Linked DNA regions of Homo sapiens: region 1 is linked to region 2. The links are chromatin contacts, found by Hi-C or POLR2A ChIA-PET in ENCODE. All regions are on one chromosome and are shown on one strand. Each heading gives the region's core, a stretch centred on a gene start or an enhancer-like site at or near the end of the contact. The rest is flanking DNA. Distances are from core to core; before and after follow the strand shown. Region 1 holds the start of CGRRF1 (cell growth regulator with ring finger domain 1). Region 2 overlaps SAMD4A (sterile alpha motif domain containing 4A).

What was found. A loop is a pair of places that touch in the nucleus more often than their neighbours do. ChIA-PET counts read pairs that join two places held with the same protein, here RNA polymerase II (POLR2A). Pooled maps may share reads with other maps.
Region 1: a map with no recorded cell type shows a loop between it and region 2 (6-fold over the local background). The contact joins the promoter of CGRRF1 here to the enhancer-like site in region 2. A Hi-C loop is called at or near these places in 4 of 37 single-sample maps with no recorded cell type and 9 of 50 pooled maps. POLR2A ChIA-PET finds 5 or more read pairs at or near these places in 1 of 52 experiments (activated T-cell).

What each region holds. Positions count from the first base shown.
Region 1 is chr14:54,504,598-54,511,316 of GRCh38, forward strand. It overlaps CGRRF1 (cell growth regulator with ring finger domain 1), which reads left to right and starts at 5,309. Exons shown (of 6, transcript NM_006568.3): 1 at 5,309-5,466. The coding sequence starts at 5,363. RefSeq lists silencers at 4,970-5,399, 5,199-5,384 and an enhancer at 5,560-5,789.
Region 2 is chr14:54,726,784-54,733,560 of GRCh38, forward strand. The region is part of intron 3 of SAMD4A (sterile alpha motif domain containing 4A); the gene reads left to right. Among named protein-coding and RNA genes, the nearest start is that of SAMD4A-AS1, 42 kb to the left of the region's middle. RefSeq lists a silencer at 3,588-3,882 and enhancers at 3,669-3,788, 3,889-3,968. Within about 2 kb of position 3,493, at least 11 of the 41 ENCODE cell types and tissues checked have a DNase peak (open chromatin) inside an H3K27ac peak, as active enhancers do.

The DNA.
Region 1 (6,719 bases), core at 4,059-6,558, 220 kb before region 2:
GGACCTTCTCCTTGGTCAGTCAGAAGCATCTATCAGCATCAAAGGATAAATAGAACTGTGATGTCAGAAATTAAAAAGAAAAAGCTAGGCTGGGTGCGGTGGTTCGTGACTGTAATCCCAGCACTTTGGGAGACCGGGGCGGGCAGATCACAAGGTTAGGAGATCGAGACCAGCCTGGTCAATATGGTGAAACCCCGTCTCCACTAAAAATACAAAAATTATCTGGATGTGGTGGTGGGCACCTGTAATCCCAGCTACTTGGGAGGCTGAGGGAGGAGAATCACTTGAACCCAGGAGGCAGAGGTTGCAGTGAGCTGAGATCATGCCACTGCACTCCAGCCTGGGCGACAGAGCAAGACTCTGTCTCAAAAAAAAAAAAAAAAAAAAAAGCAGCTTTTGACTTCTAAAATAAGATGTTTGAATCTCAAGAAACACAGTCATCTTGAAAAAGCCTGACACTACCAAGAAATAAAGGCTTTATAAACTTTTAAAGTTCAGTTAACATTTCAAAATCAAGACCTTGGCAACAGTAAGAGTGGTATTTAATGTATGCCATACGGCAGGGAAAGTGAGGCTATGACATAAGGAAAGTACCTGCCAAGTAGGAGGGTAGGAAAGTCTTCTGCTTGTGATCTGCTGGAGTGTGGAGAGGAGAAAGGGCTAGAGCAGGTGCAGCATCATATCCACCCGTTCTGGCTTCCGCCTTGTTCCGTGAAAAGGCCATAAAAAGCTGAAGGAGCAGAGAAACCAAAGAAGGAGGCAGACAAATCCAGTTTGTTGGTTTTATGTGATTTATTAGGGAAACTTACAGACAGAAATGTTGTCTTGGGCAGCCGCAAGACAATTAGATCTTCGCACTACAACACCCCAGACCCAGGGCTTATATCTTGGGAAAAGAGCATATGTGCTCTGGAAGGAATGTGTAGGTGGCTATGGGTGTCAGAGGAGAGCCTATGATTTCTGTAACAACAAGGGTTGTTTTGGAGGAAACTTAAAATGAATAGATGTTCCTGTTAGAGAAACCCCTGCTTTTCAGGCCTCTGGTTTAATAATGCATGAACAGAGGGACTCCATCTTGAGTGAGTAACTAAGCACTCACAAGGCTTATAAGGTTAATACTTCTGGTCGAAAATAGTCACATCTCAAGCTGACCACCACTTATAAATGCAGAGTATTTATAACCATACAGAGCATCTCCCACCAAGCCTTCAGAATGCCCAGATGTCCTAAGAGTGCAGCCCACTTTGCTTAAAGATACCATTAACTAAGAGGCTTGGGTTGAAGGATTGATTAATGGTCACCTGTAACACCAATAGCCCCTACCTTTAGTGAGCACATCTGCATGTTCCAAGTTTAATATTGCTCCTTTTAGTTTCTTATAAGTATAGAGGCACTAAAAAAGAATGGAATGTTCCTTCTCCTGCTGAAGACTCCTACTTTGTAACAGAGTAGTTTCCAATAAACTTGCTTATTTCACTGTTCTCTCTGACTCGCCTCAAAATCTTTCCTACACGAGATCCAAGAACCTGCTCTTAGGGTCTGCATCGGGACCATCTTTTCCAGCGATGTTTCTACATAAAGAGTAAGTAATCCCAGCACTTTGAGAGGCAGTGGCAGGAGAATCACTTGAGCTCAGAATGTTGAGGCTGCAGTGAGCTGTGATCATGCCACTGTATTCCAGCCTGGGTGAAAGAGCAAGACCCTGTCTCAAAAATTAAAATAAAATAAAGACAGTTTTGTCCCCACATCCCTCCAGGCTGGAATCTCAGGGAAGCAGGTGGTTGTAGCGGAAGCACCCAAATAGGTGGGGTATTGGGGCTGGGTGCAGTGGCTCACGCCTGTAATCCCAGCACTTTGGGAGGCCAAGGCGGGCAGATCACTGAGGTCAGTAGTTTAAGACTAGCCTGGTCAATGTGGTGAAACCCCGTTTCTACTAAAAATACAAAAATTAGCCAGGCATGATGGCGGGTGCCTGTAGTCCCAGCTACTCGGGAGGCTGAGGCAGGAGAATCTCTTGAACCCAGAAGGTGGAGGTTGCAGTGAGCCAAGATTGCTCCACTGCACGCCAGCCTGGGCGACAGAATGAGACTCTGTCTCCAAAAAAAAAAAAAAAAAAAAATTAAAAAACAAATAGGTGGGGTACTGGAGAAACTGAAGAGATCGGAGCTGGTAGTCCACTTTCCCTCTAGGAAAGGAGGAGAGGCCTTACATTTGGCTTGCTTCACACCACCTTCACCATGGTGCTAGAGCAATGGCATTCAGTGGCAGAGGTAGCCTGATTGGGCATCCTGAGATAACTGCTGCTTCTCAGTAGCCTGCATGTGACATATGTGAGAATCTACATGTTTACATATTGCCCCAGTAAGTAACATTGGAGATGGTAAGCAGTCTGGTGAGCTAGTGGAGCTAAGGAGCCATAGCTTATGAGGGTTTTACAACCAGAGGTAAATGGCTGGAACCCTGGATCTCCGCAGTGAGGGCTGGCCTGGTACCACAAAAAGCCAGATGAAACCCGCTTCCCCTTAGTGAGGACCTACAGGTGTCATGCAGAGCTGAGGTCTCATTTTCCTGACCTCCACCATCAGGTCATATGAACACCTTGTACAATCAGATACTGTCTTGGGAAGAATCAAGAGAAGAGAGAGGAGAGACTAAACATTTTCCTAAAGGAGACCAGCTTCCTAAAAGGTGCAATTAAACTTGAAGAGTCTAAGATACTTTTTTTTTTTTTTTTTTTTTGCCGGAATCTTATTCTGTCGCCCAGGCTGGAGTGCAGTGACACAATTTCAGCCCACTGCAACCTCCACCTCCCGGGTTCAAGCAATTCTCCTGCCTCAGCCTCCTGAGTAGCTGGGATTACAGGTGCCCGCCATCATGCTGGGCTAATTTTTGTATTTTTAGTAGAGATGGGGTTTTGCCATGTTGGCCAGGCTGGTCTCAAACTCCTGACCTCAGTTATCTGCCCACCTCAGCCTCTCAAAGTGCTGGGATTACAGACGTGAGCCACCATGCCCGGCCTAAGATACTTTTTATTGATAAATTTAAGCTCACATTGTCTTCTCTTTTTACCCCGTCTAATAGTAGGGTGGGGCTTCTTTCTTTTTCTTCTTTTTTGAGACAGGTTCTTGCTTTGCTTTTTTTTTTTTTTTTTTTGAGACAGCGTCTTGCTGTGTCACCCAGGCTGGAGTGTAGCGGCACAATCGTGGCTCACTGCAGCCTCAACCTCCCTTGCTCAAGCAATCCTTCTGCCTCGCCCAGTTAATTTTTTAATTTTTTGTAGAGACAGGGTCCCACTATGTCGCTGACGCTGGTCTCAATTCCTGGGCTCAAGCCATCTCCCTGCCTTGGTCTCCCAAAGTGCTGGCCTTGGTCTTCCAAAGTGCTGGCATTACAGGCATGAGCCACCATGCTGGGTCTAGGGTGGGGTTTCAAGCTAAACTAGATCAGTTATAGATAATAAAGAACAGTCATTCTTCCTGTTCATCTGAGAGTCAAACTTTTTTTTAAAAAACTCTAATATAGATACTTTGTGCTTCCAAGTAATCTCATGGAGAAAAGCTTATTTCATTTATTTATTAATTCAGTAATATGACTACCCGACATATACTAGGTACCGGTGGCACAAACATCAATTATGTGTCATTCCTGTGCTCAGAGAGCTGGGTTCCTAGCAGGCTAAATACACTAGTGAGCAGGTGCTCACACCAGAAATAAGAGGGCTCCCATACAGTTACATACTGGGTGCTTTGGGAGAGGCATCTCCCCAAGGGTTTGGAAGCATCCAGGAAGGCTTGCTGGAGAAGGGAGCCTTTCAGATTGGCCAATATTTTTGTTAAGTGACAATATCAAATGATGGCAAAACTGTGGATGAAAAACTGGGAATACAAATTGGTACATTTCTGGAGAGCAGTGTTTTTACAAAATCTTTAAAATGTACATTTTTTAAAACCATAGTTCCACCTCTAGTAATTTATCCTAAGGAAATACTTTAGCTGTAGGGATGTTCATTGCAGTGTTATTTATAGCAATGAAAAATTCTCCAACAGTTGAGGGCTGATTAAAGTATATATTTTCACAAATCAGATATATAGTAATTAAAAATTGTGTTGTAGAAGCAAGCTTCTCAAACAGTGCTGCTCCAGAGACTACGTGCTCATTTGCCAAGGAATATGTGAGGCCATAGGACAAACTTAGTTCATCTTTCTCAACACGAATTTTACTGGTGATTTAGGAGTGTGACAGAGGCTACTAGTTAACTATCCCAATGTCCATTCTCTTTCCTCCTCAGTAACAAAACTCTTGATTTGTACCAGGGTGTGTTGCTGCTCACGAATAATAAGACTACATATCCCCATTCTCTGATGTGGCTAGATGTGGCTTTAGGAGTAAATGCAAACCAACGAGGTGTCAATGAACTGTTATGAAAGACTTTCAGGGAGGCCACCTTGATGGAGCTGACTCACAGGGTTGAGACAAGGGAGTGACCATTTAGCTACTTTCAGTAATTTTTAAAAAGCTTCTGTGTGATTTAAAAAGTTTTTTAAAAATTATTCTTAAAGTGGAAACAAATACAGTTTCAAATGTTTGGCTAATTCTAATTTGAGGAGTACAAGAAGAGGAGAAAAGGAGGGGGATGTGGGAGGAAGCGGATGCTTTATTTCTAAGAGAATCTTGGATAAGCAATGCTGATTTTCCTCTATGATTAAGTCCAATCTGAAAAGGCTGACAAGTCTCGTATAAATTGCTTGTGGTAGAGACTCCTTTTTTTGTGTTTTCACTGTGCTTATGGTTATTTCATTTTGTAGAATCCAAGATGCCCGCCCTCCTCCTCCTCCTCCTCCACCCTCTCCCAAATTTGCCTAAGATATAATAGGCAGGGTTTCAGGATTTAGAAACGATGCACGTAGATTTCAGACTGCGCCTCTCTCTGACATCAGAAAACCTACATTGCCTAAGGCTGGCACAGAGTTGGCCCCAAAGTCTACTTAGAATTTGCCGGCGGAACAGCAATGACCACTGGGCCACAGCGCTTAAGACGCCCGCTGGGTACCAATCCTGGGAGTCGGGGGCGGTGCGAGTCGGGCCCCCCCCATCCCAGGTCTGCGTAGCCAATAGCTCGGGACGGGAGCGGGAGGGGCGTGGCGTGTCCGGCAGGGGGCGCCGTGATTGGCACGCCAGCTCCCGCTGTCCGCGAGGCTGCCCTAAAGTCTAGCTCATGAGAACCCCAGGCAAGTGCGGACCTACAAAGTTTGTCCGCTCCGGGGCACTGTAGTGGCTTTTACCCTGGCCGGGCGGGCGGGGCTCAGCCGGGCTGGGCTGGGCTCCGCGGCTGGAGCCGGGCTCTACCCAGAGCAAGACCCTGATGGCTGCGGTGTTTCTGGTAACGCTTTATGAATACTCGCCGCTTTTCTACATCGCGGTGGTCTTTACCTGCTTCATCGTGACCACCGGCCTGGTATTGGGATGGTAAGTGTCCCAGGGGTGAGAGACGAAGGGGCGGATACCGCCAGAGTGGGGTCGCGACGAGCAGCAGGGGGCACCGGAGCCGGAGGGCCGCGGGCCGGAGGACGTCGGGGATTCGGTGTCCCCGGGTGCCTAGAACTCCGACTTTCTCTGGGAGGAAAACAAGGTGGACGCTGCACCTGCGTCACTGCCCTGCATCACCGTTTGGTCCGTGTCGCTGGGGCATCTTGGGGTGGTACCGCATTGGGGTGTTTTACTCAGCTTTGTTTCTAGGCGATAAAGCAGCCAGGAAGGGCTTGGGCTTGGGCTTGGTGTTGGGAGAAAGTGCTTCTCTAGTAGGCTTCTGTCCCGGATTCGGGCCTACTGTGTGTCCTGGATGAGTTAGTCACCTGTGCTACAGTGCACAGACTGGACAGTAAGCGAGGTTAACAGTTGTGATTCTGACCTGAATGGAGCCCTTAGCCTCAGATCTTTCAGAGTAACTTGTAACTGAACTGTTACCGTTTGAGAATTTAATGGTTTCTGTATACATTCCACACCTTTTGAAGTAATATTTAGTCGATAGAATTGTAAAATCATAATTTTAGAGCTGGAAGAGACCTTAGAAATATGTAACACCGAGGGTAGGACAGTTGCCTATTGGAGACAAGGAGAATGGTCTGTTAGATAACCGCTGAGCAATTCTTCTAGCCTAGAGGTTCAATTTCTCTCTTGAGGAGATGCTATTGTATCATGTTTAGACAAGCCTTGTAAATAACGAGTTGAAACCGTGTAACTAGCCCACAACAGTTTTTCTAGGCTGCAGCCTCCAAAATCCCTTTGAGATGATAATAGTTACAAAAAGATCAAACAGCAGTTCTAAGTGGATAACAGCCATGGTCTGAAGAGGTCAGAGGGGACTCTGTTGAAGAGGGACATGAGCTGGATTTTGGAGAATGAGCATTTTGAAAAATAAATGGAGTTAAATGTATATAGTAGGGAAGAAAAAGCATCTCAGAGAAGACAGCATGAGCATAGGGGCAGAGAACATGTTAGTGAATAAAGAAGGCTACGTAAAACGAGTTTTAAAATAGCCTTTGGTCACATATATGTGATTGCCTTAAAGAACACGGGCCCTTGTCGGTTTCTGAAAATATATGCCATCTTTAGGAAGTGACAAAAGTTTTAACCTGTCCACACTGCTCCTCACCCTACCAGCAATAGAGCATAGAATTCCTTGCCTTGTATGTGGGTGAGGATTGGAAATACAAATTCCT
Region 2 (6,777 bases), core at 2,243-4,742:
CAAAGGAAGTTAAGTGTACAGCCAAGGTTGAGAACCACCGGTCTAGGAGAAAACTGTGGTAGGTCACAAGATGGAAGGTGGAGTGAAGAGTTTGTATTTACGTGTACAGATAGTCTATTACTCATTCAGGGTAACTGCATTCTATAAAGTTGTTGTGAACACTGAATTATTGAATATTGAATGATTGCTTCTAGAGAAAATACAGGGCTAGGTTCGGTCACATTTTTGTCAACTTATCAATACATAATGTTGTTTTATGTGTGTTTCTGTTTAAAGATAGTTTATTTAATGTATATTATTGATTAATTAATGTTGAACTCACAACAAAGAACACTGTAATTCATACCTGAATGAAGCTTATCACAACAGCCTTCTTTTTTTCCTTTTTTTTTTTTTTTTTTTTTTTTTTTTTTTTTTTTTTTTTGAGGTGGAGTCTCACTCTGTTGCACAGCCTGGAGTGCAGTGGCACGATCTCGGCTTACTGCAACCTCTGTCTCCTGGGCTCAAGCAATTCTCCTGCCTCAGCCCCCCGAGTAGCTAGGATTACAGGCATGCAACACCATGCCTGGCTAATTTTTGTATTTTTAGTAGAGACAGGGTTTCACCATGTTAGCCAGTCTGTGTCCAACTCCTGACCTCAGGTGATCCACCCGCCTCGGCCTCCCAAAGTGCTGGGATTACAGGGGTGAGCCACCACACCCAGCCTTGGGGGCCATTTTAAATGGTGAAATTGTCAACAGAAAGCACAACAATGTGAAAAATATGGCACTAAATAGACCACAAAAAGGACACTTGTTTATAGTAGAGAGCTGAAACAAGAAAGCAGCGCTTCACTTTGCTCCACCTTAGCTGGGAGCAAGTGCATGGGGAGACTTGAATTTTTGGCTACTGTATTTGTGTCTGTGTATGACCATGAAAAGGCCACGAGTATTGACTCAGGTTCCAAATGAATTTTAGCAATATGTGAGTTTACAAATATAGAATCCATGAATAATGAGGGTCAATGGTATATAGACATGTAGATGAACACGCACGCGCACACACACACAGACACACACGCACTACCTAGTTTGTATAACAGGTGAGGGGGAACCAGCAGTAAACAGGAGCAAAGGGAGCCCAGCCTCTGGATCTGAGCTGGCATCTGGGCTCAGCCCAGCCCTCCTGATCACCCTCACAGCCTGTTCTTTTTGCTGCTGGGGTCTGTAGCTCCAGACAGCCCTCTCCATTTCATATCCAATAAGAAATGAATGCTGTTCAATTCCTGTCCTTAAGCTGGAACGGTCCTGGGCGCTGAATTATGCCAGGAACCTCGAGCTTGCTGTGTCTCTGGAAGTCTTTTATTGCACAACTGATTTATAATACCCAAGTAGATGAGTTGAGAGCAATTACGTAAATGCTGTTTCTCTGGGGCAGAGAAGAACGGTACGGTTTAAATGAAAAATGCAGTGCCAAGTCAAAAATTCAAATCGTTATGTATAATTACAGACCACAGTAAATCAATTTTACAAACACAGTACCAATCTCACCATGTTCCAACACCCACAGGGTAAGGTTGTGATGGTTTAGAATTTGGTAAGAGGCTGAAGGTGAAGTGAAAGTGGGAATTGGGGTGTTGTGGAGCCTCCAGAGCTTGTCTGAATCACATGGCGATTCAATCAAATATAATTAAGGAGCCAGGAGAGCCTAAACCATCCAATTTCTCCTAATTAACAACAAAAAAATCATCTAATTAGTAGTGTAAACTCAAATTCTGGTTTTTTTTTTGAATGGTCATTTATGTGTATTGTTGCATTTGACATGTAGATTGAATGCTTTAATGAAAACAAGAACCAATTCCCTAATCAGTAAATTGCCCTCCTCACTGCCATGCTGAGAATCTGCTGTTCTCCTCCTTTTATCAAGGAGCTAAGTTAAGAATTAGTCAGGGCTACATAATACATTTCTAATTATTTACAGCCCTTCTCCTGAAACTAGAAAGAAAAGAAAAAAATACTGTTTGATCAAGGCAGAGTTTAGGGTTTCATACTCAGAGAAATCCTAGTCATGCATGTGGCTGCAAGGCTCTGCTGGCCGTAGGATTTAGGCATCCTCTGATGATGCCTGTCCTTACCTGATCAGTGAGAGCCACTGTTCCATGTTATCTGGGAGCCTTTAAGCTTCAGTGGCAGTGAAGGAAGACCTGGCCTGCGGTTCAGCTCAAGACAGGAGTTAGTAGACACAGTTTTAAAATATCCTTTGGTACCTCCATTCAAGCAATTGACTCACTGCTCTTCTTGACAAGTGCTGGTAGCAACAAGGTGTAAAAGGACACCCTGATGATTTGTTCAGCGACTCTGGCCATCTCCTTGGGACTGATGCTCTGAGAGGGTCTTGGTGGCTCAGTCATGAAATCCTGGCTATTTGAAGTTCCAAACTTGGATGGTCTTGCTGGTTCCCACACTCAGTAGCAGTCTAGGTGGTGCCGTTAAGCGCGGGATGGATGCTGTATTGCATAAACCTCAGAAGCACTTTCTGCATAGGCATGTGAGCTGATGAAACAGCACTTACAATTTGAGAGTTATCTTTTAAGAAAAGGGTAGGAGGCAAGTTTTTGTCATCTAGCTTCCTGAGTTTCTCTACTATCTCGCTTCTCTACACACAGTGACTGGAGCATTTTTACAGATACGTGGGAACATTAAAAAAGAAATATCGGCTTAAATTCACTCCTGGCCACTTGCTTAACTCCATTATTTTCCCTACTTGGTGAAATAATAAAATTCTACAGTTCTGTCTAAACTCATTTCTAGAAATATCTTCATTTTATGTGGATAGAAATTCATGGACAAACTTAAGGGTTTAGTATAATGGTAGATACAAAAAGAAACAGTACAGGAAAGTAGAAGTTAACCCAGTATGAAGGAGACTTCAAAATAGCCAGGTTGATCCCATCGTTTCTTGAATTAGCCTACACATTTGCTTCAAAGGTGGAAAATTGCTTTCATAGTTGATGGAAGTTGTCATTGGTTTTGATAGGATGGAATGAGAGGATTGAGGTAGTGTCCTTTTAGGATTTCTTGATTTGAAGCTAAGTGTGGATGAAATTTACTGATTTCTATTTAAAGTATATACATATTGGCTTCTTGTCTAGGTATTTCATAAATAATGACAATGTAAAGTCAAACAGCCGTTATCTAAAATAGATTTTCTACTGGATGACACCCAGTTTTGCCATTATAGAGGCTGACAAAAGAGGACAGATGAAATATACCAAAGATTAGTGCAATAATAAAAGTCTGCCAGAAGCATTCTAATTTATTTCTTAAAAGCTCAAATGTTTAAGTGATAATGTGAAGGCAGAAACATACATCTTTGCTCTGCCCAAAAACTGAGCCATCTGTAGAGTAGTAAGAGCTGACACCAGTGACAAGGACTCACGGTACTAGGAAAGCCTCCCCATGTGCTTTTCCCTGCATCAGAATGCTTTCATTTCAGTGCTGAATAAAAACGAGATGTCATGGGGGAAAGAGGAAGTTAGCTGTGTGTATTTGTCATCCCTGTTGTGATGTTCTTTGCAGCTTTTTCTTCTTCTAGAGTCTCCCTTTGGTCTGATTTGCATAGGCAAGTATACACTTTCTTTTCACCGAAAGTGTGTGGCTTCCTCCTTGGGCTTGTCAGGAACATCCCGTCCACCAACCACATCTTTGCTTTGTAGCATGTTCTCTCTTCTTCCCCCGGAATGAGGTGGAGTCCAAAGTCTGTTTAGGGGAATCGTCTTCTGGTGTCCAGATGTTCTAAGCACTGGTTTTTCAAGCCTTTGGTCAAGAAGCAGAGAGCAAGCATGCAGAGTTGAGGCTTTTAACCTTTCAGATTGGCTTTTAATCTATTCCCTGAAGCAGTGATGACAGAGCATGTTATTTTTAACCTTAGTGATTAATATTCCCCTCTCTTCCTCTCCCTTCTACCCCACTTACACAAATCTGGTGTTATTTTTTTTGTTGTTTGTTTGCATGATGTCACTGATCAAATACTCTGGTTTTGTATGTTTCAAAATGTATTCTTGAAGTACTATTAATCTTTTCTTCTCCAAAGATTCCCACCACAGGGCTTCAGATTACTGGTTGTGACACCACAAAACCAACTAAAGAAGAGGAATCCAGGGTGTAATATCATTTCACCACTGAGCCTTGCTTAAAATGTTGACTTTTTTAAAGCAAATGCCTGGAATTATTTATACAAGTGGTGTTAGCAGAACATTCTTTGAAAATTGAAAGCCTTTAGTGGTTCTTAGATGCTCTGAAACTGGTGTTATCGAAAAAATTTGTGGGATAGAAACTGGAATATCCCTGAGAAGCAGGCCGAAACCTAACAAAATGAACAGAAACACCCAACCCTTCCCAATTCCTTTGAAACAATCACCTTTTTGTAGCTAGCAGTGGGCTGAGCTTTTTCTTCTTTAGACTTGATAAGTATCAAACTATCTCCTGCAGCAAAACTTAAGAATTATATGCTGTGAAGCCTCAAATTTTTGTTTTCAGCAAAGGTTCTAGTGATACTTCTGAATTTCTTTGGGGAATGAGCCTAGAAAATATTGTTAAAGTAACAGATGAGTAAAATTAGCAACATAGAAGTAAAATTCTGCCCTGCTTTGTCCTAAGTATGTGGACACACAGCATACATCACCTGAGTCACAGGGAATTGGCCAGGACCTCTTAATTCAAGAAGAATATTGTAAGATATTTTAAAATAATGTGCAAACACTTGGCATCCTCATTCTACCTTTTAAAACCCCTAAATTGCTATGACTTATTTTTATAAGGTTTAGTTGTGCTAGCTATTTGGATTGAATTATATCATGTGAGCATCTTGAAATTTGAAAATTTAATGAAGCGTATGTTTTTCTATGAGAAAGGCAGCTTCTTGAATTAAAAATGAAGAGAGACTAGCTTAGAAGGAAAAAAGATTAAAGTTGCAAATCATCTCTATGTGGCTGGACTCATAGGGCATGATGAGAGCACAGAACCCAACCTTGGGTTGAGAACCCAGGGAATTTGGTTTGGTATAGAGAATGATATTAGGAGTGTAGGAATATTTAATGCCCTTATTCAAAAGGAAGTCAAATTTCTGACAGTTTCAGCAGCTTCAGCTTCTAGACTCTAAAACAAAATGCTAAGCCTGGAAATAGTTCAAAACACATAGTGACAGCAAAAAGAAATAATGGTTGGCTTGAATTTGAGGAGATAGTTGAACAATTGAAGGTATACAGCACACAGGTTCCTGAGGCTACCCAGACTGCCCATTGAAGGCTCACTCAACAAAGACGGCATAAAGCAACAAATCATCTCTGTCAAATGAGTGTGCTAGACCAAGAGTACACATGAACGGTGTAAGTTAATAGCTAATATTTAAAAATCGGGGTCCCCATTAAAACCACAATTGTATTTCAAATCTGCTGATTTTTTTAAAAAAGACGAAAGGTCTATGTACTCAGCATAGGTTTAATTTACATTATATTAATTTGTTGTATTAATTCCAATACCCTCTCTATATGTAGAAAAGTCATCCATGACATAGTATTTCATCCACTAACAAGGCTTGGTGTACGTAGGGATTTTGGGGTCTTTCTACTACCCAGAGACCCACAGCTCCCAGATTAGGCATTACTAAATTATATTCTTTCAGAAGGCTTCCAGTTCTAAAATGTTAGGAATATATGTTCATAACATTTTTAAAGCATGCTTTAAATAATTTTTAAATCATTTAATTTATTATAAATTATTAAAAATTATGCTTTAAATAATTTTTAAAGCATAAACTGCATTCAGCGTGTAAATTTAAAGATAGCAGAGAAATACGCAATGTATCTTTGACAAATCTTTGTTAAAGTTTGTTGGGATAAAGTTTTGGTGTAAGACTCAAGCTTCAGTTATCTGGACTATTTGCTTATGTGGATCACTTTTCTCCTTGACAGTGAGGTATGTATTTAACCTAACAATGAACCAAGGAGATAGTTGGGCCAGTATCCCAGACTTTCTTCCATCCATAAACCCCCTTATTTCTCATATTAGAAGGCAGAAAAAAGGTAGTTATAGTTAATTTTCCTTAAAGAGTACTAAATATTCTGAAACATCTTTTCCTGACTCTTATTTCAATAAATAAAATCGAGATGGAGTCAAAGTTGGTCAAAGGAAATGGGAAAGAAATCTGAATCCCAGGGTTTAAAGAAAATACTTAAATGAACAGAATGCAGAGCCAGGTGTCATATTTTCCCCGTAAAAGGTGCTGAAAGAGTTCTCATTAAAGATGCTAGGAGATGAAAAAATCATTAGGTTAGATGAGGTCAGAAGAGTTGACTGGTCCTGATAGTATGACCAAGTTTAAAACAAGATTATAAGAACCTCTGAACTCCCATCACACTGCCCGACTGCTGTAGCAAGATTACTTTTAACTGCTGTTTCCATATTTCAACTAGACTTACCTAATACTTATTATTTACTTCGGATTCATTTGAATTTAAAAAGTTCCAAAAATTAGTGTCCTAATGATATATGCATGCGTGCATACTGGCATATATATGTGTATATACGGATCTAAAATTTTTATAGAGGTTTTTAAAAATACAAGCAATTTTGGATTCATACTGTATACAATTATTAAATGTTGGTTTCCATGTTTTAAGAGGAAAAAGGCACAATTTTGTTCCCCTGAGTAATTTTCAGTATGCTTTTCAATATAATGAATCCATCCTGAAATATGCTGTCCCTCTACCCACACTATTATGAAAGTCACAAATGCAGT